2 separate regions of the Homo sapiens genome follow, and region 2 is linked to region 1. A link is a loop called in an ENCODE intact Hi-C map of the cell type or tissue named here. Cell type or tissue: IMR-90. All regions are shown on one strand.

What was found. Hi-C counts contacts between places; a loop is a spot of excess contacts. Peaks named below come from ENCODE experiments on the same cell type or tissue, not always from the same donor. Only the 100,000 strongest peaks of a DNase experiment are listed, where the experiment ranks them.
Region 2: a loop joins it to region 1, with 12 times the contacts of the local background. A loop is called at or near these places in 5 of 110 quality-filtered maps.

What each region holds. Positions count from the first base shown.
Region 1 is chr4:120,052,866-120,060,865 of GRCh38, forward strand. MAD2L1 (mitotic arrest deficient 2 like 1) reads right to left here. Exons shown (of 5, transcript NM_002358.4): 5 at 2,758-7,425. The coding sequence ends at 7,253. Among named protein-coding and RNA genes, the nearest start is that of MAD2L1, 10 kb to the right of the region's middle. In IMR-90, a CTCF peak has its summit at 3,583 (motif pointing left); DNase peaks (open chromatin) are centred at 216 and 3,546; H3K27ac peaks cover 576 bases.
Region 2 is chr4:119,505,391-119,513,390 of GRCh38, forward strand. It overlaps PDE5A (phosphodiesterase 5A), which reads right to left. Exons shown (of 21, transcript NM_001083.4): 15 at 5,657-5,744; 16 at 2,214-2,314; 17 at 465-542. Among named protein-coding and RNA genes, the nearest start is that of LINC01061, 99 kb to the left of the region's middle. In IMR-90, no CTCF peak of the experiment used is centred here; DNase peaks (open chromatin) are centred at 1,571 and 3,081; H3K27ac peaks cover 1,370 bases.

The sequences.
Region 1 (8,000 bases):
TCATTAATTCTGGACAACATGACTGAGCATAATCAGTAATAGGAAATAGAATGGGGAATACATTTTCTGCTTAGGGTGCTGCATGCAGTTCTGTCTGACTCATGTTGCTAGAGACTTTTGTTGGCAAAAAGCGAAATGCCCATTGGCAGCTCTGGAGGGAATTAGTGTGGAAAGAAGGAGGGTTTAGGAAAGTGAGAACATGACGGCCCTGTGAGCAAGCAACTTCCCTGCTGAGAGGAACAGCCCACCCTGGCTTACTTCCAAGTTGCTTAAGTCCAGTGGGTTATGACATTGTTTCCCAGCCTTCCTTCATATGTGGCCTTCGTGTCTGCATATCGCTCACACTAATACTGATATAATATTTTTCCTTAAATATTGTGTATACTTTTAAAATCTTTCGCTCAATTTTTTACTCATGATAAACAATGTTACATATTTTTCTGATTACAACATATATATTACTAAAACTTTTTAAAAAAATGCCTGTCATCATGCTACCTAAAATCAACTTACATAATGCCAGTGGAACACACACTGTAATATACCAAGAGATGAAAAAGCTGGCAAATAGCAGGAGGGATGCTTGTTACTCCACTCTTAGGGTTTCTGTTCCAATCCTGATGACAGAAAACAGCACTGGAGTAACGTTCTGGGGCCCTCTCTCCACTTTTTCTCTCAGCCCATCCCAAGCAGCAAAGAAGAAATTTTTCCATGGCTTGTAGCAGCTCGAGTACAGTGCTTTCTAATTTTGCCCTTGGCAATTCAGCATGCAAGGCTTCCTCCTAGGTTGGAGTTGGGCTGGAGAAGGAAGAATGAAGTTGTCTGGCCCTTCCACCTGTGACTACACAGGCTGCTTGGTTCACTTAAGAAGGAGTAGCAAACCCTATTTCTGACTTAAGTGTAAGGCTCATTCTCCAATCCAGCTTTACTATAGAGTGCTGTAATTTGGGTAATAATACATATAATAAATTTCAATCTTCTTCTGTTTCCTGCATCTATGTCTCAAGTTGGTTAAAACTCACAAAGTAGAAGGATCAGGATTACATGTTAAACACAAATTCCAACACACCTTTGGTTACAAAAACAAGTGAAAGAATTAGAGAAGAAATGTTGCTGGAAAGAAAATGAATGCTCCTGTTTTAAAGCAAAATGCCCTGTGTGAACATTTAATGGCAGTATTATGAAAAGTTAATGCAATATTCAAATATTTTGACTACAAGTTCTTACTTCCTCAATTTGGAGTGAGATTCACACGGTATTCTAGTCTTTTTGTAGCTAAGTCTGGAGCAGGAGAACCCTCCTCTGTCCCCTAGACTCTGAGAGGAAACAAGATATAATAAAAGGATTTGGTTCCTATTGGTTTGGGAATTGGGCCAGCACATGGATTCTGGATGTTTGCAGTTGGGCAAATTACTTAACCTTCCTGAATCTTAGTTCTTAAATCTATAAAGTGGGGATATCAATTCTCACAGGGTTGTTGCAAGGATTGAGATAATGCATGTAATGAATGAATTTGAAGACTGATCCCTTCCCTGCCCACAAACTGAGCTAAAGATGTTCTATAAAGGATTCAGACTCCCCAGTGTTTCTTCATGGTTTTGCTTTATGGGTCTCCTCTGGGGCGATGGAGGCATCAGCGGAGTTGTAGAATTTCCATTTTGGATGCAGTCCTTCTCTCCCCACCCTCTTCTCCCTCACAGCCCTAAATTGAGGTTTGGGGGCTGTTCCTTGCTCCAGAGGACTCCTCATTTGGAACTCAGACTTAATTTCCTTTATCTCATGGCTCTCCCCATGTCCCATCATCAGTTTCTAAGACCACAGCTTGTGGCCCAAGTCTTCCATTTCCCCACTAACCCCAACCTCCATTCATTTAGGAGTCAGCTGAACAGATGTAAAGCACTTCAGTGGTGCCTGGCATACAGTAGATGATCAATACCCATGAATTTCCTTTCCTAGACTTGGAGGCTGTAAGCTTTACAGCCTGTTTTTAAAGAGCTGTACTGACTCTTATGAGTGTGAACACAGTGATCCAATAACTGCATGTTAGATATGAAATATTTTGCACATCACAGACCCAATCTTTAAAACCACTAGCATCTGTACTTGGTCAGTGAGACTGCCATTTCAGAAAGAAATTCATATCCATGTCTAGGCATCCACTAGATATGTCCATATCTAGAAAGTTTTTTAAAGTGTTTGGACTCTTTCCCTTGCAAGGAAATGGACTATGGGTGGTCCAGCTTATATTTGGGATGCCTTTTTCCACACAGATAAAATTCCAAGAAAATAAGATTTTGATCTCATGTAAGTTCCTTTGTGCAAACAAGCTTGCATAGCAAAATGGTGCAGATAAATGTAGATGAAATGGGCTTTGTACAAGTAAATGTAACTATATTATGTTTCTCTGGTATAAAAATAGATCACATGGTGGAGGACAAAAATAGGTGACATGGTAACATAAACCAACTTGTGTAATCAGAGGGTCAACTCTGACATTTTTCACTCTAGGCCTTTTCTAATAGTCTTGTTGCTAGGGCTACAATGTTTTTGCCAGATTGGAACAGAATTGTCAACTCTAATGAAGATTAAGTAGCTTGCCCAACTACGTTTGTTTTTTTTTTTTTTTTTAGCCTCAGTGAATACTGCTGGCTTTAAAAGTCATAATTATGAAGAATGGAAATATCTCTAAAAGATCTATTTTTAAAAATATATAACTAATAAAATTTAAAATTGAGTAGACAGTTTCCATTTCACAGCTATTCCAATATAAACTTTTATCAGTCACATTGAACAAAATAACTAGAAATATTTCATACATTTAAAAAAAGAATAAGAAATTATTTACAAGTTAAGCCGCAAACAATTCACCAAAAACTGAGTAATTAAGGTTACTTAACAAACAATTCTTCTGATTAGTTGGAAAATTGTTTCATTACTGTTCACAAATTCATACCTGATTTACTCTGTAGACAATATAGATTAGGCATAGGATAAAATCCTCTGTATTTGGTTCCTCCCAATCATTGGTCAAAGTCATCTGACAACAGACTATCTGAGGAAAGTGTAAATACAAAGTCACCCAATAAAACATGAATAAGTTTTGCAAAGCACAGTAAAGGAAAACCAGTTTGTTCTGAACACTTTATTGCTAAAAGGATGTAAAGGGTAAGAGGAAAAAGGTGACGAAACACTCCTTTTGATATGCTTGTTGGGGAGTCAGGATGAACTTCCTTGGCTAGGGATAGAAGGAAGAGATCACCTAAACTTCAAAAACCACAATACAATTTGCATACTTCCTTGGCCAGGGATAGGAGAGACCACTAAACTTCAAAAACCACGACACAATTTGCATGCCCATTGACCCCCAGTTTTACTTGTGCACAAAAGCATGAGAATTAAATAAAAATTCATGTGAAGTGACTAGTAAATAATAAATGCTAAGTGTTTATTCCCCTAATGTATTTATATATTTGTTGCCAGGAATTCCAATGCTGAGTAACCTTGCTTTTCCAATAAGCTTACAGCCTTTAGAACCAAAAGAAAGTCATCTTAATTTGAATATTACAGCATTAGTGACATCTGGTGGAAAATATAAGAGTTACAAAGTAGCATTACATAGCTATTCTGATCTTTCATGTAAATTTTAGATAAATTTTACATACTAAATGAAAACAAGATGAAGAAATGGTCTATGAAGTTATCTACCTTATTGTGCTAATAATCTTTGAATCTATATGCTAAAATATATAGGAAGTCAGTATAATTAGCATTATACTAATAAAAACATTTTTCAGCATGCATGTCTATATAGTGAAAAAATGATTAAAAATAGGCATGGGCTCTTTATCCTATTGTGAGTCTCATAAAAAGGGTCTCTTTTTTAAAGGAGAGCCCATACCTCTCTTTTTATGGCATCACATGCCAAAGAACCTCCCTTAACAAGTTTTCAGATCAAATTGTGAACTGTGGGGTGTGTTAGGAAGTATGTCAAGAAAATAGCTGGTTGTGCTTCAGAGAATATGGAATTTAGGTATATTTGGGAGAGACATTCTGTTTGAGATACTATGGATGGAGGCAACAAACGATGTTTTACAAGTGAGCTTTAAATATTACGGTATCAAATGCTCTGAACTAGGGAGGGGTTCAAGTATTTGTGACCAAAAGAGCAAACTGTGATCTGTTACAGGACTGGTAAGCTACAACCCTGGGGCCGAAGCAAACAGCCATGTTTTTTTCTTATTGGAACACACTCACGCTCATTCATTTATGTATTGTCTATAGCTGCTTTCAGCCTCGAGTAGGTGCAAGAGACCATATGCCTTCAAAAGCAGAACTATTTACTACCTGGCCATTTACAGAAAGTTTGCCAACCTCTAGTCCATTAGATAACTGTCATCAAACTTCTCGGTGCCATTCCCACCACCTCCATGGGAGGAGTATACTTCCTGGTCCCATTAAAGTTAGGCTTGACCTTCACTTGCTTTGGTCAGTGTGAAAAAGCTGGCCTTCAGAGTCCTGACTAACCAATGTCCCTCCAACAGAATGAGAAAGGTGCAGCAAAAGCCAACCAATACATGAGACTGTTATACCTCTGCACAAGCATTCTCACAGAGGTTTGACTTCTCTGATTGATGACACTGGGAAAAGGATCCTGAAAGCCAGATACAGTTCAGTTCCTCCTGGGCTCTACTTCAGACCTTGATGGGCTTAACCTCTGTTCATCCTCTACATATGGTAAGCAACACTGAGCCAGAGTCCAGGCCAGGCCTAGAGGCCTATCATGCTGTCTTAGAACCTTCTCTTTAACATGGTGTAGAAACCACTCACAAGTCTTTCAGCTGTTGATTTAAACATCATCCTCCTGAGGTAAGCCTCAAGGTCTAGAAAGAGGATGGGACAGTCCACTTGGAGCTACAGGGCAAAGCTTTTCCAGTATAGCTTCACCTCAATAAAACTCATAGTTTGGCTCCCACTCAGCTCCAAAATGTGTATTTCTTTTTTATTTATTATTTTTTGAGATGGAGCCTTGCTCTGTCGCCCAGGCTAGAGTACAGTGGCACGGTCTTGGCTCACCGCAACCTCCACCTCATGGGTTCAAGCGATTTCTCCTGCCTCAGCCTCCCAAGTAGCTGAGATGCGCCCGCCACCACGCCCAGCTAATTTTTATATTTTTAGTAGAGACGGGGTTTGACCATCTTGGCCAGGCTGGTCTCAAACTCCTGATCTCGTGATCCACCTGCCTCGGCCTCCCAAAGTGCTGGGATTACAGGCGCGAGCCACTGCGCCCAGCCCAAAATGTGTATTTCTTAATTGATTATATAATCTGTAAGGGGTAAAATGACTCATCATGACTAGCTCTCCAGAAACCTCAGAGTAAATAGTAGCATGCAAATGATACAAAAATCTAAGAATTTAATCCTGTTAATATTGGTAGCTGAGTTGAAATGACCAGAGTATACACACAACCTTTAAAAATGTGATTTCAGCCGGGCGCAGTGGCTCACGCCTGTAATCCCAATGCTTTGTGAGGTCAAGGCGGGCAGATCATGAGGTCAGGAGTTCAAGACTAGCCTGGCCAACATGGTGAAACCCTCTCTCTACTAAAAATATAAAAATTAGCCAGGTGTGGTGGCACGTGCCTGTAATCCCAGCTACTCAGGAGGCTGAGACGGAAGAATGGCTGGAATCCGGGAGGCAGAGGCTGTAGTGAGCTGAGCTGCGTCACTGTACTCCAGCCTGGGCGACAGAATAAGACTCCATCTTGGGGGGGAAAAGTGATTTCGCAGAATTTAGTCTGACTTCTCAAATAGTTAAAATACAAATGAAGCATTTAATTGCCACTTTTCTTGAAATCATCTAGGTTGGTAACACCAGTGGTCCACTTATTCCATAAAGATATGAAGAGTCTACAAATTTGTCACTGAGAACCCAGAAACTGCCACTGATCCACAGTATTTGCTCAATATGTAATTTCTGAATGAACAGATTCAGACTATGTGCAATTACTTAAAAATAGTGAAGGTTAAATAAGTTAATACACATAAAGAACTTAGTGTCTAATAATAAACATTAATAAACTGAATTTTTACAAAATGAGGTCAGATTTAGATTAGAGATTAGAGAAGACTTTACAAATCTGCCTTAAACTGACCTTGGAAAAACAGGTGAGAACTGGATAGAAAGCATGTACCAGATGAGGGTATTAATGAAAGCACAGGAATAAGCATAGTATTTAAGTATATAAGGAAAAGTAGGCTGACAATAAGGCTAAGAGTATAGTAAAGTACTAAAATCAACACTTGTTCAACTGGAATTGTTGGACTAATTCCAAAGGACATTTATCTTTTCACAATGATGAAGTAATAGCCTTAAGTCTATTGCTATGAGATGAACAGGATGTGATCAAAGTTTATCCATTAGATTGAAGACACCTCAAGACTCACTCAACTTTGGACCCTTAAGTTCTATAACTTCGTAGGAACAAGAATTCATTAGCTATGCTGAATCAATTCTAATTACCATTTAACTATATCAACACCAAACCAGTATCAAAATGTTTTAAGACAAATTTAAAACAAACTTAACTTTATTTCCTCACTTTCACTTAAAACTTGATTTTATAAAACACATGAAAAAACATTTTTAAGAGTTCTGTATCACAGAACATTAAACAGTACAAATATCCATTGCTTCATAGGTTCAAGTTACATAAATTAAAGTCAAATAATTGGAAACTGATTCAATAGGGAAAACTATACATGAAATGAAGGTCAAAAGGAGCTATACAGCAATATTTCATTGTTTATAGATTATGAGTTACTTTCAGGACCTTAACAAAGATTCTGAATATTTAGACTTCCTTTGTTGTATTTTATACTTAAATATCTCCCTACCTATACTGAGTCAAACTACTTGACCAAAACATCTGATTTAGGAAAGCATCTAGCTTTATAGCACAAGTTTTTCCATCTACAGTTACTATCTTCAAAGGAATATACATCACAATGTTGACAAAAAAACCTCCTGGTTCCTTTTGAACAATGTGCAATAAATTCATGATGTTAACTCCATGGTAAGTCAAATAGGTACCAAAAAAATAAAAGGAACAATTACACACAGTTCAGTAAGTATCATTTTGGTTTTCTCCATGTAAAAATTAACCAATGAAATAAAACATATCAACTATAGATGACTTGATTTCAGGAAAACCACATTTCAAAATTACAATTACATTATTTTCCTCATGTCATCCTCAGTCATTGACAGGAATTTTGTAGGCCACCATGCTATTTACTTTGTGGATTGTAGTAGTAAATGAACGAAGGCGGACTTCCTCAGAATTGGTAATAAACTGTGGTCCCGACTCTTCCCATTTTTCAGGTACAACCAAATCTTTGTCTGTATAAATCAGCAGATCAAATGAACCTAAATTGGGGATAAGATCATTGAAGTATATTATTTTCTAAAAGTAAAACTAATCTTGCTGCCTCTCTTCTATTTTGAACCACTCACTGCTGGAAAAGGTCATTTGGCTTGGTCTCCAATCACTAGTTAATTTATTTTGCTCAATGAACATTTATTTCAGTAAAGAAAATATTGTATCTAACTTCCGTGCAATTTAGTGATTGTGTTCAAGTAACCCTTATCTTATTTAATAATGGTCCCAAAGCACAAGAATAGTGATGCCAGCATATTGTTATAATTGTTCCAGTTTATTATTAACTCTTACTATGCTTAATTTACATATTAAATTTTATCATAGGTATGTATGCATAAGAAAAAAACATTATATAGGGTTCATACTATCCATGGTTTCAGGTATTCACTGTGGGTCTCCCTGTGGAAAGGGAGACTACGATACATTACTTTTGCATGATAATGTTTTTCCTTCAATTTATATTACATAAATCTGATAAATAAGACAAAATTTAATAAAGGGGTGATTACGGCAGTAGCTTAGTCTTTTTGCCAATCAATTTAATTCAACAAGAAGTTGTATA
Region 2 (8,000 bases), 550 kb before region 1:
CCACCAATATCAAACTGTTTTAATCATAGAGACTTAATAGTATTCCTTCCATGTCTGGACCCTGACCTCACTGCTCTACCTTTTCAGATTTTCTTTAAGAGAAGTAAACATTTTGCAGCTATATCTTACTTCCACAACATTTATAATTCCATTTTCAGCACTTCCATTACAATGAATTAGGAAAATGAATAAGGGAAACCTATAGCCATATATTGATACTCTACCACATTTTAAAGGTTTTTCTAGAACAAAGGAACAGTTCATTCACTTGGATTTGCAAATGCATTTCTTTTCAAGTAAATATTCAAATTTACTCTTTGTACAACCCTCTGGAGAAATCTGACCGCTTTTAAGATCATCATATTGTAACAAATAATTGCAATAAAAACTAACAGTGAGGAAAAAATAGTGAGAAAATTAACTGGGTAAAAAACTTCAGCTTTAAAGATAGTAAACCTACTTACAAAAACAACTCCTTTTGATGAGGATCTTCCAAATTGAATTGATTTTTTCTTATAAGTTCAAAAAATTCTCCTCGCCTCCTACAATGTTTAAAAAAAAATTGTTAGTTATAATGAGTACCCAGGGTCTTATCCCTTTGGTCCACAAAGACTCATGGACTAAATTTTGGTGAAAAAAAACCTCTGATTTTTTTTCCCATCTTAGAGCCCACTATAAAATCATCATTTACAAATCTTTAATACCTCACTTTCCCCCTTCTATCATTTGCTTTCGATAAAACATTAAACCTCACCTAATTTTTAACTATAGATCACAAATTATGGTAATTTCAATTCTTGAATATTTGTTATTTTAAGAAAAATGAAACAGTATGAGTTAAAAATTTGATGCTGAGAATGATTTCAGGTATTTTAAGTGCATGGCATAATAAGATCTATAGGTTTCAGTTTATCATTTATTTCATGGTAGGGGATAAAAATATCTAAAGTTGTGAAGTGCTTCTGAAGTAAACAAAGACTAGGTAAAGTTTAAAATAAAATAATATTTGTTATTATTCAGTGAATATAATAATATTTGGTGTACAGTGAATACCTCTTTATGTGCCCAGTATTGTTAAGCATTTTGAGAAGGCATAAGACAAAAATTTTTCTTTTCGCAGTGTTTAATATCTACCTGGAGACACAAGACTCAAGAAAAACTTACGTAATAAAACTGATAGTATATGGTTATAAAAAATGAAAAGTATGTTTCATAAGGGTTCAAAGGAGAGACCCATGTGGCCTGTAAAGCTTAGAAAGGCATTGTGGTTACAGGTATTTTTCAAATTCTTGGTAATTTGATAATCCTTATTCTGCAATTATTTTTAATAAACTGAAGTTTACTATTAATATATATTATTTTGTCTTAACCTCAAAATGCTCTAAAAACCAATTAAGTAGGCACATGCAGTTACTTCTAGATGTATAACAGTAGATATCTGGCAGATGTTTTTGTGTTTTTTCTATGTGTTTTTACTTCTCCTAAGAGTAACTACAACCATGAATGTGAATTCCTTACAGAGGGAGAGAGACTCATGTTACAAGGAAATCCTGAGAGTGATTCCCTGACTCCCCTCATTCCCACACATGCGTCAAAGATCTCAGCTAGGAGTTGGAAACTTATGATTGCTCAAATGCAGGAAAGTATTTTCTAGCTTTTAGAAAGGCAGTTTAATCATGAAAATGCATAATCACAGAGACAACTCTAATGTATACTCTTATTTTAGAATCAACAACTTCAAAGTTCTACATAAATATTCTTCTCCTGCCAAAATCAAATAAAAAGAAACAAGAGTTACTTGCTTGGCAGTAACTCCTTTTCCTGCCCAACTAAGCTTGAATGACGGTATAAAGGAGTCATGAAATGGTCAGAAGTTGTGGGGAGCAAGGGAAAGGAGGAAAAGCAAATGATCTATATAATCTTTGGACAACATGGCTTGGAATGACTGACCTTGAGATGGCTATTAGATTTGTATATAGTTTCAGAGACACAGTGGTAGATAAACATCAGAAATAATAGGTATTCTTAATTTTCAGCAGTATAAGCCAAAGGAGTAGACTTTTCTGGCTACCCTTTCAGAAACTGCTCCGTATTCTGATAAGCAGTTTTGCCAGGACATTTCTGCTTTGAAATTTCTCAATATGGATGTCAAAAGTTTGAAACAATGAAAAGACTTCAAATACCTATTTCTCAGGTTATTTCTTAAAACTTACTTAATGTACAGTGCTAGGTCTGTAGCTAAAATAGCTTGCTTGATTATTTTCAACGTGGTCTTATATTCTTCAATGGAGAGGCCACTGAGAATCTGATTGCCCTTTATAAAAAAAGAAAACCAGTATTAACATCCTGGAGAAGCTGCTGACAAGAACAAAATCTAGAAATATATTCACATATCTTAAACACATGCCCAGTATTCTAATGAATGTGGAGGACACACTTAAATACCATGAAATAAAGTTTCCCCTCTATGTTCCCACCCAACCCCTCTGTCATACATGTAAACCGCTTCATAATGCTTCATCTGCCTACATATGCATGTTTTTCCAACTCTTATACTCCTTAAGCCTTAGTCCAGACTTAAAATCTAATAGCTATCCTTTTCCGTAGGGCAGACTAATCGCTATAATTTAACAGCATGTAAAACTTTGAAAAAAAAGCCATATTAATGGATATGAAGAAAGAAGTGGTAAAATTTTTAAACTTCTCTATGGCATTTTAAATAAATCCAGTAACATTTCTGGTGCAAATTTATATAATTTTAACTTGGTCAGTTATGATAACAGTGCATATTCCTTAGGAACATCTTAATATAGATGGGTAAAGGGCATGAGCCAAAGGGTGCTTACTGGTCAGTGGTGAAAGAAAGCGTGGGTTGAAACATCTATAAGGAATATTTAAAAGGTAGCTAATCCATGTGCAAATCATTCAAAGTTTTCACTATGTAACCATTTTTTATTTCTTATCTGTAATTTAAAGCATAGTGGTTCTCTAATCTTGAACTAAGTAAAATACACAGACCATGCACTCAGAATACAATCAAAACAACATCTGTAAGTTGAGTCAGATGTGCTTCCTATATCTTAGGGCCAAGAAAAAACCCAGACGCTTAGGAATGAGATCTGAAGGCAAGGGATTTGTTATGAAGACAGGAGAACTTCTGGGTATGTTAGGCTGGGGCCAAAACACATTGATTAAAGGATAACTAGATGCTGAAATTGTGGCATGGATCTAATTAATGACAATAATCTATAATTACAACCATAAACATTATTTTTAAATACTAAATCATTTTAGATTCTAGGCTAAACAGAAAACTATTCAGAAAATACCTTCTGATACTTACTTTAAGATAAAACAATTTCAAGTGGAAGATGAAATGTCTTTTGGTGCTATATTTTTATTTTTTACTCTCAAAAGCTGAGGATATAATTTCTTGTGTAATTATGCTTACAAAGATAGAATATATAGATAGGTCTTATAATTTGAGCCAGCCATATAGATAATCAGATTCCTTATATATTAAGTAACAACATATTACATAATAAGTTATATAGTAACAGGTCAGTTGATAGGAATACTGTAAAATATGCTTTTAAAAAAGCATATTTTCTTTCTTTGGAGCTAAATTTGTAGTGGGATACTGAAATGAAAGTTTTAGTGGAAACACACAGATAGCAAAAGTACAGATGTTCCTACTATAACATGACATATACATTCCTGAGAAATTTCAGTTCTGAAAAACCGTACACTAAAAATAACATGGATTTTGTGAAAAAATGGTATTGGGAAAGACCACTCAAAACCTATGCAACTTTGTAACCAGAGCACAAACTAAACCAAGAATTGGTTCCTCTGGAAGTAACTTGGACAGGCCAGTCTGGCAGGTCTGGAGGCTGCTTCTGAGGACATTAAAGATGGACAAAAACAATCAAGTAGAAATGCTGGTTTGAGGGGCCCTGCAATAATGCATATAGAATTGATTGTTGAGACAGTAACTCTGCTATTAAGGTGGGCATTGAAAGAAGAGCAAGCTACCAAGAGGCTACAGCAGTCCAAAGCGAGGGAGAGAGCCTCAGGTGCAAGTGCTCATTTTTAATATTCCTAAGATAGAATGGAAAGGGCTGTATATGCACGAGCCAAAGGGAGGGCTTTTTCCTTTATTGCTGAAGGTCAGAATTCAACTTCTATAATTCTGGCACCTCTTACCCCAGAGAAGTCGTGTATGAAATGATAGAACGTCTATAGTATACTGATACCATTCTTCTACCTCCCAATCACACATGATATAATTCACATTAAACAGTCACATGTTGTAGAAAAACAATCTGTACTAGACCATATACAGATTTTATAAGGAGGTTGCCAAAACAGGCTATATAACTCTTAATTCCTCCCCGACACTGAGGTGTTGAGGGAGGCGTGAGAGTGTGTTCCCCTCTACCTCAGGTAAGAGAGAGGGGTGTGGAGTTCCTGTGTATGTCTCCTATCATTTAGTGGGTGGAGGTGGGGCTAGAGTAGACTTGTGTCTGACTCTTGTCTGGAAAGTCTAAAAGCAAGGCACTCATATCAGTACCAGTCTGTTAAGAATGTTTTGATGTTTCTTACCTATTCTCCCTTCCCATTCTCCAAGTATGAAGAGGTAAGAAACCACATGGAGGTTGGGGAGAGAGGAAGGAGTTAGAAGAAACACAAGGTAGGGAATGGGAGAAGCCTACCAGTGCAGTAACAGAAAACCTGAAACTTTAAATCATGTTCAAAATTTGGACTGCTACCCAGGAGTACACATTTTTGTTTCTGAGTTGAGAACTCTATACTATATGTTGGAACCTAAAGTAACTAGAGGGCTTTTACTTATAAAATAGTGACCAGAAAAGTGATGGGAATCCCTGAATTTTTTTCCAGGGCTCAGGAAAGAATTAGCCCAACTGAGTAAACTTAGCAATATTGTAAAATTGCTTTAAGATTATATGTCATGCATTGTGTATGTTCAATGTAATAGTTAAAACTTTCATTTTTTCTTATTATTAAGGTAATACATACACACAGCCGACAATGTAAATAATGAACAACCATCCCCCCCAAACAAAGATTAACAATTTCATTACACCAGCACAGCCATTGTTAATATCCTGGTGCATATTATGTTAATCTTGTTTTCCTTAACATAAGTATGTTTAGCATAGCATAGCATATGCTTTCTTATGTTGATAAATATTCATTTCACCAAGTAGTTAAATAGCTTTATTCTTTAATAAAATCCTCTCTTAGTGACTGGAAGTTTCAATAAAAAGAAGAAAGGGTATTGCTTTGTGAAAGCAAATGCTTGAGCTATAGAAACCACTTCATTCGATTAAACAAAAAAAGCAGAATTAACTGAGAGCCACAAAATACACATTTTGTTTGTTTCTAATTTGGAATAGCCACGTAGAGTAGAATAACCAAATTTCCCTTATTGGGCAACATGTAGACAGTTCTGGTTGTCTAGAGAAGTGAGGCTGTGAGGATCTCAAATGTTTTGGCTTCGCCTTCCTTACCCAAAAAGGAATAAAGTATGTGCAAGAATTTATGATGCTGGGAATAAATCCAAGAACTAAAAATAAAACTGAATTTATAAAGCTCTCTTTTAAAATTCCACAACAATAAATTAGGTACTTACTGGACTATTAAGAATCATCAGGCACTGGTCAAAATGATGGTGTTCCATGATTGAATGGCAGTAAAGCTGGGCAAGTGGATGTTCACTTCTGAAAGTATTTTGTTGAAGAAAGGAAAAAAGATCAGTTTCCTTAATATGCCATTTATCAGTACATTTTTATTACTGTTTAACTACAAAAGAGGCTACTTCACAAAATTAATCAACTAACAATTTTCTCTCCTTTTACTGAGAAAAGTGTGAGATAATCTCTGGGAAACAAATACAAAGAGTCAAATTGTTTTCAAATACCAATGTGACCATTGCCAGAGTAAAGTATGAACAATTTCATTGGTTTTAATACTGATTAAAATAGAAGTAAGGAGTAAAGACAAAAAAATTAATACCTCCAAACATGGAAAAAAACCCTCTGAAATAGTTGTACCAATTATATTTTTCAATTTCAAAACTGCAATTGATATAAAATCTGAAACAAATTCATGTTAGCTTTTCCTCTGAAATAATGCTCAGGCTGAAGGTCAGCTTATTCATGTGTGCCTGCAAATAAGAAAAGGACTGACTGAGATGGAATTAACTGAGGTATGATTGATGAAAGGCAAGAAAAAGAGGGATAGTCAGTGTACATGCTCCCTTGGAAGGAAGGAAGGAAGGAGACGGCTGAGTTGGAAAGTTCCCCATGTAGGATCCAGGTCATTTTAGTGCAGAATATCCTGCTAGTTCTGCTAATTGAACTTGGTGAAGCAGTAGAGACCCTTTGGCTGAGTGAAGAGAAAGGAAAGGATATTATACTCAGTTCATTATATCTCTGAGACAGTCACAAATAAAGCTTTAAAGCACGACAAGCACAATCCTCCACCTCATGTTTCTCATGACCCTTCACACGTGAATATTAAGCATAGTTTTCACTATTTCTTCATAAGAAAAAGATGAAGTTTCTGAAAGCCTCTGTTCATAAAATTTATAGGAAAGGGGTTTGTGAATTGTAAAGCTCCATATACAAGTGTTGGATAATACAACTGATTTGTTATTTCTTCCTATTACTATCTGAACGATTATTTTACTTTGCATTTAATTTGTTGAAGATAGAGAAGCTACCTAAGACTGAAGAAATGTAATGTGGGGGAAAAAATGGGTAAAGTGAGAGAAATCTGAGGGAAAAAGAAAATAGTAAAGTGAAAATAAAGGTAATAGGACAGATAATCTCATCTATTCTTATTGTTTAAAGTGTTGTTTATATTTACTGTTGTCCTAACCTTTCCCAAATTAATTCTTGCCCTTCTTGTCTTCTTTGCTCCTTCCATATTTAGTGAGTTGGACTATGGATCAGGTACTGTGCTCAGCATCAGAAAATGGGATGACAATGAACAGAGTAACAGGACTATATTTCTGAAAAAGGATGAACTTACTGGAAACAGGATTGCGTATGTATCGAGACTATGGGAGTTAGTTAGGAGACTACTGGGAAACTTCTAGTAATCTAAGTCAGAGAGAGCCTGGATTAGAGTGGTAGCAGCCCAAAGGAAGAGAAGCAGACATCTGAGAGCTGTTTAAGAGTAGATCAGATAGGAACTGGTAATGACTCCTGACTAGGAGTGGGATGAGGGAGATAAGGGGATGAGGGAGATAAAGGGAAAAAGTATGAATGTTAAACTTTCTGCCTTGGGATGCTGACCTCATTTACTGACACAGGAAAAGGGAGAAGATGATTAAAGATGGGGGATGAAGCAGGGGAACCTGACTAGCTGAATGTTGGATCTGTTCATTTTAAGGTGCCTGAAATATATCCAAATGGATATAAATGTCAACTCAGTTCTGGGCTGGAGATATAGATTTGGAATGCACCAACAATGCAGATGGTAATCCTGGCATGCGAGTAGGTGAGATCATCCAGGGAGATGGCCTATAATGAGAGCCTACAACATGTCAGGTAGTTTGCTTTAATTTTTTTTAGTTTATTATATTTAATTTTTACAATAACCTTGTGCAGGGCATGCCCATTTACGACATCAAAACCCTCAATCCCACCTCTTACTCATCCACTGATGTAGTGTCCAGTTTCATGCACGCTTTAACAGACTTCATGCAAGTACCAATTAGAAGGTGTTTTGTCCCAGCCTATCTTTAATACCTCTCACTTCTGCCTTAGAGCTTTCTGACCCCACAACTGGTGCCCAGAGGAATGTTCTCTGCACTCATACTTGTTCATCCTGAAAGTGTCAAAGAGTGAAGGCCTGTGGACCACCTTGGACCAGGGGGGTACAAAGACCTAGGGACAACTGCCTTTGTCTTGCCAGTCAACAGTTCTGGGTCTTATTTCATAAGACTCCTCAAAAGTGCCTGGGAAGAC